2 separate regions of the Homo sapiens genome follow, and region 2 is linked to region 1. Evidence: chromatin contacts called from ENCODE Hi-C or POLR2A ChIA-PET data. All regions are on one chromosome and are shown on one strand. Each heading gives the region's core, a stretch centred on a gene start or an enhancer-like site at or near the end of the contact. The rest is flanking DNA. Distances are from core to core; before and after follow the strand shown.

Region 1 (5,024 bases), core at 2,145-4,644:
TAGATGAAACCACTATTAGGGATTCATTACTGGAAATTCTCCAAATAGTAACAGTCACAAAGATGCACAACCTGACATCAAGAGACCAGTAAGAAAATAAAGAAAGAAAAAAATTAAGCTTACCACCAATCTTAGTTCCACAGATGGGGTCCTACAACTATTCATTAGTTAAGGCAATATAAAAGACTAGCTCTGTCATTGTTTCTGATTTGTATTTAGAAAAATGTGGCAGATGAAAAATACGTAAGTTTAAATGAATCTAATACTTACGTATATATATGCATATAGGTACACATATATGTTAAAGAAGAACAAATGAATTGGTTTTTTTTTTTTTTTTTTTTTTTTTGTCACCCGGGCTAGATTGCAATGGAGCTTCCTGAATAGCTGGGACTACAGGCATATGCCACCACACCCAGCTAATTTTTGTATTTTTTGTTGAGACAGGGTCTTATTATGTTGTTCAGGCTGATCTCAAACTCCTAGGCTCAAGAAATCCTCTGGCCTTCGTCTCCTAAAGTGCTGGGACTACAGGTGTGAGCCACCGTGCCCGGCCTGTTTAAATTTTCATTCACTTACGATGTTAAAATTTTGAACTAGTAATGCATGTACTCGGTACAAAGTACGCAAGCTATACAGAGAAAAGGAAGTGTCCCACTTTCAATCCTATCCTTAACCACCCAGGTTCCCACAGGCAACCTTTATAATCAATTTTTGTGCATCATTCCAGATGAGATGCTCTTCTAATACTTGCGTGTATCTCAAGCATAGCAAAAGCTCATATTCAGAACTAACACTGAAAAAAGCTACCTCAAAAAGATTATAGCCTTTGGCCATTATAAATTGAAGTTTTATAATAATAAACGAGAACCAAGTGGCTAGAACCTCAGTATCTCCTTGAAATGTGCTTTCTCTGCATTCCATTCATTGCATTTCAGTCTTACGAACTTTCTAGTAGTACATCTCATAGGTCTCACTACTATATTCCATTCTATAGCAACATCTTTTCTTACGAGAATATCTGAGTTTGTAAAAAACTAGTGACTTAGAAAATAAAGGTGGATGCTGAAATGCCAACTTCTGGAAAAAGCCAAGTTCTCCTGTAGCTGAACTACTTACATTTAAAAAGTAACTGGATTTCTACTAAGATTTAACACTGTATTATCCCAATTATTGGGTTTTCTGCTTAAAACCAATCAAAATCTGATTTTTTTTCTCCCTCGTTAGACTGTGGCATTTCTGATAATATCTTTTGGCAATAAATAAACGTCTCATTTGGTGTTGATATGTTAATTCCAGAAGTTTTGTACCTTAGAATCCAGTAGGCAACCAGTACGTGATTCTGTTACATAACAAACGAGGCAAAATCTCTCTTAGAATCACAGATGATTTCATATTTCTACTTTCTAAGCCCAGTGGTTCCCAAACACCAGTAACTAACTTGCCAACTTCATGGGTTTTTTTTTTCCCATATTCACAGAGTACATTAACTTTTTGCTACAGTTAATTTTTTTAACTCGACTTTTTAAAATCAAAAAAGTATTGTAAAAGAAAATTTTGTATCACTACCTTAAACCATGGCTGTACATATATAAATACAGATTGCAAAAACATCCTATTACAAAAAAATCCTCATCCACGTACCGCCTAGAGTCAAGTCACATGCCACTAGCGGAAAGTGTACCAATTTTGGGACACAATGATTCCAGCCCAACTTTCTCATTTTCTGTATTAGAACACTGGAACCCAGAAAGCCTCGGAAGTCACCGAAACAACTTGAGTCAAACTGACTGTGGTTGCAAATGTTTATGTACTTTTCAAAAACAAACATACAAACAAACAAAAACAAACCAAAAAAAACCCTCCAGTTGTTTATTACCTACTGCGTGGACCTAGTTCACACAGATGGGCCACTCTGCACACCCTGTTTCAGTTCTTTTTCAAAGAAACTATATTTAAAAAGTCACTGCAAACTTTTAAAACTATATATTAATGAACTTTAAAATAAGGTTATGAACCCACAGAAAAGTTTCAATACCAGAAGAGAGGAGAGCGAAGACTAAACTTTGCAATTCTGAAAGGAGGCAGCTCTATCAGACAGGAAGGGAGAGAACACAATTTCCTTTTGGAAAAAATGGCAAAACCAATATACAAGCCTTTGAAACCAAAAGATAGAAGGTCCCCCAAGCAATTTAATTGCATGGGAAAAGACTACTAAGTATAACTAAATCGTCCTAATTTTCCTAAGGGTTTTTCTTTTGGGCTCTCATTAGCCAACGGAATTGAGGCAGAAAAAATGTTTTTCACGCAGGGAGACAAAACATTTGTGATCATCTTAAGTCTCTCGGTGGATGAGAGGCCTGAATACAAATGGTTCTATATTTGGGCAGAAGGGCCAGAAACCTTTTTTTTTTTTTTCCCCTTTAATGTTCTCCAATGAAAACATGTCACTTTTGAAAGGGTGCTCTTCCCTCGAGAATGCCCTTTGCTTCTAACTTTGTGGGAGGTAGACAGGGGTGTTCTTTTACGATAGTAATAGTAGCACACGTCCTGCAGAGGAAGGTCAGAAGCTCGGCGGAACAGGAACCGCAGCTTTCCTCCGGCTTCCCAGCTCCTGGAAGGAAACCCGAGAGCAACTGCCTGCAGCCACATCTGCGAGCAGGGATGCTCACAGACGGACAGGGTGGCCCGCAGCCACCCGCGATGCCACAACCTGGGCTTCCAACAAGGCCCTTCTTTTCCAAAATGTACTTGCCACAAAACAACACAAAAACCTCCTTTTAAACAAGGCAGGTTTAAGGTCAGCCTGTAAGGTGTCAGGGCCTTGGCAGGGAAGGATGAGTGAAGACCTGCAAAGCCCGGCGTTCACGCTCACGGGACTCCCGCTGCTTCCCAAACCCCTATTTTCCAGTCGGAAAAGTCCGGGTTAATACACAAAAGGAGACGCCGAACCACACAAGGTGAAGAGGTTCGCCCAAAAACACCTGCAGAAGACGCTCCTCTCCCTCGCTCTCCTCGGGGACTCAAGGTCCCGGGGAGGAGGAAAGACCAGGGTTGAAGGCAAGAGGCCCGGGGACGGGACTCGGGTCAGGGAGACACTACCGGGGGGGCCGGGGCCACCGCGGGTCCCTGTTGGCCGGAGGGTCTCGGCGGCGGCGATAGGCCTGGCAGCCAGCTCGGGCGGCAGGTCGCGGGTCGGGAAGACGTCAACACTCACCCCTGGGCCCACAGGAGGGTCCCGGCGAGGACCCCCGCCCTCTGGCTCCCGGGGCGCTCGAGTGGGCGCTCTCAGAGGTGGTTGGCTGAGAGCACGGAGGCGCCCAGGGACAGCACCGGCGGAGCGGCCCGCAGAGGGCCAGGGCAGAAGCGCGAAAGGCGCGGGCTGGCCCCTTCTGGGAGCCGTAGCGGAAGAGTGTTCGTGGTCATGTGACGCGGAAAAGGGCGGACGCGTGGCCCACGCACTGGAACGGCTCCACGGTAAGCGATGCGCAGACATCTTTGTTGTGGGCGAAACGAGGTGACCGCAGGTGACTCCTCTTGCGGTTAAGTTTAATTCACACTTCGGCTTTATTAGATTTTGTAATCTTTAAGAACTTGGTGTTTGCAAGGTAAACCTTTGGTAGCCAATTAAAACAACTTTTTCAGGACCATCTGGCATGAAAATTTCTATGCTGTGAGGCTTAGGAATTCTCATATGTAAATCAGCTCCGCCAGTGATTCCATGAGTTCCAATTTGATACTTCTTAAGCCCTCGGTTGATCAGACCTTGTCTTCCATGAGAATTCCGGGAGAGGGGAAGTTAAGTTTCACAGTAGTTGGCGGCATCGTTTAGCTTTGGGAGAGCACTCTCTGCTTCTGAACACCCAACCACAGACTCTTCCCCCCAGGAAGCCCTTGCTTAGAGCGGGGGAAAAATGGTACAGTGCTTGTCAGTATGGGAATGTACTGAGGCCAAATAATGTGATATTTTATATGCCTTGGTTTTCACAAACACCTAAAGGTGTACACATGACTTATGTACTCCCCTACGATCTAATTGATATTCTAGAGATGTTACCATTCTTCAAAATGATTTGGGAAGCCCTCTGAATTGCGTTCTTGGGCTTCTTAACACTGGTGTAGGGAAAGTGAAAATATTTCCTCTCCCCTCTTGGGGTCTTGGCTGGGCCTAAGAATTAAACTGATGAGGAAAAGAGTCAAACTCTAAAATATTTGAAGAGATTTATTCTGAGCCAAATGTGAGTGACCATGGCCCGTGACAGAGCCCTCAGGAGGTCCTGAGAACATGTGTCCAAGGTGGTTGGGGCGCAGCTTGGTTTTATGTATTTTAGGGAGGCATGAGACATCAATCAAATAAATTTAAGAACTACATTGGTTTGGTTCAGAAAGGTGGGACAACTCAAAGCAGGGGCTTCCAAGGCTGTAGGTAAATTTAAACATTTTCTGGTTGACAGTTGAAGACCTGGGACCCATAGAAAGGAAATGTTGAGGTTAAAATAAAAGATTGTGGAGACCAAGGTTCTTTTGAAGTCTTATAGTGGCTGCCCTTAGAGACAATGGATGACAAATGTTTCCTATTCAGATCTTTAAAAGGTGCTAGATTCTTACGTAATCTCTTTAGGATTGGGAGGACCTGGAAGAAAATGATCTAGCTATGTTAATAGAAATTCTATGTAGATGCAGATTTTCCCCCAACAAAGGACAGCTTTGCAGAGCCGTTTCAAGATATGTCAAAAACTAAAAAAAATGTTTTGCGGTAAAATATTTTGATTTTGTTTCTTGTCTCGTTATGCCAGTGTCAGATTGGAAAGTAAGTCACAATATATAGGGTTAAATAAAACCCATCTGATGAGAATTTATGGATTGTAGGGCATGAATCCCTAGGCCCCTTAGATAGGAATTTGAGCAAGATTAAAAAAAAAATCAGAGCTTAGTCTCCACTGACGTAAAATAGAGACATAAAACATAACAGGAGGAAAGCATACAAATTTTATTTAGTAATTTTTACATTTACATTGGAGCCT
Region 2 (5,145 bases), core at 1,131-3,630, 520 kb before region 1:
ATTACAGGCGTGAGCCACTGCACCTGGCCGGTATTGTGTTTTTAAAAGGAAAGTTTCTTTACTCAAATGGATCTATAACTAGTGACACAACATAATGAAAGGAAGGATGAAGGATAAAATGTGTCAAGTATTTTGGGGAAGTGGGGATGAGTGAACTTGAAAAGTACTCTTTTAGAGTAATGAAAATAAAGCAGGGAAGAGGATGATGGATGGATGGATGGATGGATGGATGGATGGATGGATGGATGATGATGATGGTTGGGTAATTGATAGAGAAAAGAAAAGCAATGGAAACAGGAATAGAAAGAATTGGGAAGAGGGAGAGAATTAGATGAAGAGGAAGAGAAAGATAAGAAAGTGTGTAGATAGTGTCAAGGAAAGAATGCCAAGAGTTACTCTACAAATGGAAATAGTGATTATGTCCTCAGTTTTCTTTTCTGAAAATGAACAAAAAGGTTCTGCTTTCCAAGTGTAGCGTTGTCTATATCTATGGGGTAGACAAAGAAAAAGAGGAAAAAATGTGTTAGATTATGTATTCGTTTCCTATTGTCACTGTAACACATTACCACATTTTAGTGGCTTAAAATACAAATTTATACTTTTATAGTTTTGGAAGTCAGAAGTCCTAACATCTAGGTAGCCTTCCTGTGCACTTCTCTTGCAGCTCTGAGACCCAGCAACATCTTTGGGCTCTACTTTCTCATGATTCCCAAGATTGCCCTGGGGATACAGTTGCCAGATTTAGCAAATCAAATACAGGACACCCCAGCAGCTTTGAATTTCAGCTAGACAGCACGTGGGGTTTTTTTGTTTGTTTGTTTTTAAGTGGGCTCCAAATATTGCCTGGGACATAATAGCACTAAAAAAAATATGTTGTTCATCTGAAATTTGAAGTTAATGAGGTATCCTCTATTTTATTCTATCTGGCAAGCTTCCTTAGGGATTATACCTATTCCAACCAGCCAGATGGGGAAAAGATCATGAGTAATCATACTCTAGGGAGTATTTATGGTCCTGGCCAGGATGCATTTACTCATCAAGAATCAATTTGCTTCCCACTCTGGCCAGTTTTCTCTCACATCCCTCCACCAGCCACGCCTGTTTCTTCTAATCTGCTTTAATCATATTGCCACTCTTTTTATCATCCTCCCAAACTCCTCAATGTGTCCTGGGAGTCCCTGCCCCTAACCTAACTGGGCAGCCTCATTTATTCCTCACTCTTCTCTTCCCCAACTCCTGACGCCTTTCTTCCACACCTCATAGAAATTGCTGAGGAAAAGAGTCAAACTCTAAAATATCTGAAGAGATTTACTCTGAGCCAAATATGAGGGACCAATGGTCTGTGACACAGCCCTCAGGAGATCTCAAGAACTTGTGCCCAAGGTGGTCGAGGCACGGCCTAGTTTTATAAATTCAAGGGAGACAGGAGACATTAATCAAATACATGTAGATGTACATTGATTCAGTCCGGAAAGCCAGGATAACTCGAAGCAGTGGGGCTTCCAAGTTATAGGTAGATTTAAAATTTTTCTGATGGACAATTGGTTGAAAGAGTTATTATCTAAAGACCTGGAATCAATAGAAACAAGTGTCTGGTTTAGGATGATAAGGGGTCGTGAAGACCAAAGTTTTATCAATCAGATGAAGCCTCTAAGTAGCAGGCTTCCAAGAGAATAGATTGTAAATATTTCTTACCAGACTTCAAGGTCTGTGTCGATATTAATGCTGGTTGGCTTTTCCTGAATTCCAAAAGGAAGGAGGGTGTAATGTGGCATGTCCAACCCTCCCTTCACATTATGGCTTGAACCAACTTTGGAATGCCCTTGTCTGAGAAGAGGGGTCCATTCAGATGGTTGGCGGGGCCTTGTAATTTTATTTTTGGTTTACAAACTCTTTGAGCCAAAATGGAGTTCTTCTGTGCCTCAGTAATTGCTCAGAGAGGGAGGAAGGTCATGACTGAAATGGGCTGATTGTCACTTAAATTAACACCCAGTGCCCCACCAGGAGAAGGACCGAAAGCAAATCTTCCAACTTTCCTATGAAATCCCTGATTCCTTTTCCTCTGTCGATGGATTCTGGGTCCAGGGTCTTTAACTGGCTTGAGTAATTTTTGTTAGCATCTCCAAAAAGGTAAAAGAGAAACTGAGTATAGACAATACTGCAAAAATATAAATTCATTTAAGGGAGGGTGGTTTTTAGGCTTCCGTTCAAGAAAAATAGTCTGACCCAGTTTTCAACTAGGTCAAGATGTGGTAGACTGAGTTAAATCATGAAAGGCCCAAATTACCCTAGAGCAGAGGAAGATTTTTGTGAAGTCACTTCCTTGCTGCTTCATTTGCTGGAGTGAAACTTGCCTTTCCAGTCGAGTGAGTATGGTACCATGAGGGGGCGAGGGAAAATGAACTCATAACTTTAACAACCCTCTTCTTGCAATTTCCCATCCTCCTCCCAACTTTTACCAGGCTCACCATTCCTTTCTGCAATAGTTGGTTTTTCCCTGTTTTAATGAGTTGGAATGACCCCCTTTTCATCTCTTCCTTCCGCCTTTTCTTTTATTCTTAGCAGAGTAAGAGGGAAAGAGACTTGCAAGTTAGAACACGTAACAGTGTTCACTTTTTTCTTCTTCCTTATTTTCTCTGGCATCATAACTCTTACAAAGTTTTTGGTTCTTTCGCGTGAGTATTTACCTTAGCCTGTTTAAATGATCAAACTATTAAGATTCCTCTTATGCCATTCTAGTTTCTCTTATAAAGGCTTTTCCCATCACTTGGTTTTGTTGATCTTTGAAATTTGAGCCCTTTTGATTTCCTGCAAATGTTTGCTCTTTTAAGAAAGAGAAATAAAAATAAGCCACATTTTATTTTTGCCCCATGAACTTCTAATTTTCATGTTTCTATTAAACATTTCTGATCATTTCTCTTTTTTTCTGCTAAAACTTTTTTACTTTTCTCTCATTTATCTCTCCCCTTTTTCATCTAAGAGAGATCTTAAGAACGCAGCTTCCAAAGTCTTCTTTGCTTATTTCTTCCCTTTCACACTGCAATGCTTCCCGATACTTTTATCTTTTTATGTCTTTAATCTCTTTTCTCTGTTTCCCTCCTGACTCATTCCCTTCTCTCTCTTCCCCTTTGTATCTGTGCCTCAATTTTCTCAAGTTTTCCTTAGTTTTCTCTTCTTTTCTTTACATCTTCCTTGGTTTTTCCGTTAGTTTGTATTTCCTTGTTCTAAGGGAGAAGGAGGGATATCTTTTTTTTTTTTTTTTTTTTTTTTTTTTGAGACGGAGTCTCGCTCTGTTGCCAGGCTGGAGTGCAGTGGCGAGATCGCGGCTCACAGCAAGCTCCGCCTCCCGGGTTCACGCCGTTCTCCTGCCTCAGCCTCCCGAGTAGCTGGGACTACAGGCGCCCGCCACCATGCCCGGCTAATTTTTTGTATTTTTAGTAGAGACGGGGTTTCACTGTGTTAGCCAGGATGCTCTCGATCTCCTGACCTCGTGATCCGCCCGCCTCGGCCTCCCAAAGTGCTGGGATTACAGGCGTGAGCCACCGCGCCCGGCCGGAGGGATATCTTAGATATTCCTTTTTACTTCATAACAAAAATGTTCTTGCTTCCAAAAACTCTCCAGTAAATCTTCTAAACATGAACAGAACATATTCTGGCCTCTGACCTGCTTTGGGGGCCCCATTTCTTAAACCCTCACACTCACCTGGAGGGCCGGAGTAGAGGGAAGAATTGCAGTGCCGAAGGAGTGAAATAGACAAAGAAGACTTTAGCGTGAGTCTTGCCTCTGCCTAGACAGCTCTTTCCTTCTCTGCTAATTTCCTATTTTCCCTCTAAGACTTATCCATGGAGTGAGGACTTATTCTCACCTTCCTAGCCCTGTTGGCCAAATCTCATTTAACTTCATTATCACTCTAAATTCAAGGTGGGATTGTAAATTTGATCTTTTAAAAATTTTTTCAGTTACAGCAACATATGGAAGAATGCATAAAATAAATATACAGAATATTGAATCATTACTTTTTGAAAATCTGTGAAACTGCATGCAAATCAGCACTTCCTGAAACCTCATGTGTCTTGTTTCAGCCATACCCTGCTCACATGCTCCTGGAAACAACTACTGTCCTTTCCCTTCTGGTAATCACTTCTTCACTTTTCTTTATAGTTTCACTAGCTTTGTATGCATGCTTAAAAATAAAGTTTAATTTTTCCTGGTGTTGAATTTTATAGAAATAGGGTCATCTTGTGGGTGTTCTCTCTTGTCGTCTTCCTTTCAATCAATGCCATGTTTAAGATTCCAGGATGTTACTGCATTCAGCTGTAGTTTATTTTCTCTTCTGTCTAGATTTCCATTGTGTGTGATACCCCACAATTTATTTATTCTTTCTAAAGTTGATGGCCCAGTTTGGAGCTACAATAAACAATGCTTCTGAAAACATTCGTTTACAAGAATCCTGGCACATGTATGCATGCATTACTCAGGGACACGTATGAGAAAGAATTGCTGACTCACAGAGTATACATGTGTTCAGCTTTAGTAGAAAACGCCACACTGGGCCAGGCACAGTGGCTCACACCTGTAATCCCAGCACTTTGGGAGGCCGAAATGAGAGGACTGCTTCAGCCCAGGAGTTCAAGACCAGCCTGGCCAACATAGTGAGATCCTGTCTCTAAAAATAATAAAAATAAAAAATTAATCAGGCGTGGTGGCATGTGCCTATAGTCCCAGCTGCTTGGGAGTCTAAGGTAGGAGGATCATTTGAGCCCAAGAGTTTGAGCCTTCAGTGAGCTATGATCACACTGCTGGACTCCAGCCTGGGAACAGAGCGAGACTCTGTCTTCAAAAAGATTTTTTAAGACAAACTGTTTTTCAATGGGGTTACCACAGTTTTCTTTCTCACCAGCAATGTATGGGAATTCCTTTTGCTCCATAGCCTTGCCAAAACCCTTGCTTAACCAATGGGCAGAGATGGTATTTTCCGTCTCTATATACCTGGAGCTACAGGATTGACTGGCATGTAGAAGATGCTCTCATTCGTTATTTTATAAAATTCCCTTATGTTTATGAATCATTATAGACTTAGTCCAAGTCTAAAATTTTTCAAGGATCCATCTTAGGGGGATTTATGGTCAAGTGCATGTGAACAA

What was found. Hi-C counts contacts between places; a loop is a spot of excess contacts on that map. ChIA-PET counts read pairs that join two places held with the same protein, here RNA polymerase II (POLR2A). Pooled maps may share reads with other maps.
Region 2: a map of GM12878 shows a loop between it and region 1 (2.3-fold over the local background). The contact joins the enhancer-like site here to the promoter of MFF in region 1. A Hi-C loop is called at or near these places in 1 of 168 maps with a recorded cell type or tissue (GM12878) and 2 of 50 pooled maps. POLR2A ChIA-PET finds 5 or more read pairs at or near these places in 2 of 52 experiments (BJ and activated CD4-positive, alpha-beta T cell).

What each region holds. Positions count from the first base shown.
Region 1 is chr2:227,323,621-227,328,644 of GRCh38, reverse strand. It overlaps MFF (mitochondrial fission factor), which reads right to left and starts at 3,394. Exons shown (of 9, transcript NM_001277062.2): 1 at 3,218-3,394. It overlaps MFF-DT (MFF divergent transcript), which reads left to right and starts at 3,481. Exons shown (of 14, transcript NR_102371.1): 1 at 3,481-3,527. RefSeq lists a silencer at 3,053-3,342 and an enhancer at 3,523-3,572.
Region 2 is chr2:227,845,991-227,851,135 of GRCh38, reverse strand. No RefSeq gene overlaps it. Among named protein-coding and RNA genes, the nearest start is that of DAW1, 23 kb to the left of the region's middle. Within about 2 kb of position 2,380, at least 3 of the 41 ENCODE cell types and tissues checked have a DNase peak (open chromatin) inside an H3K27ac peak, as active enhancers do; they include GM12878, where a contact is called at or near this core.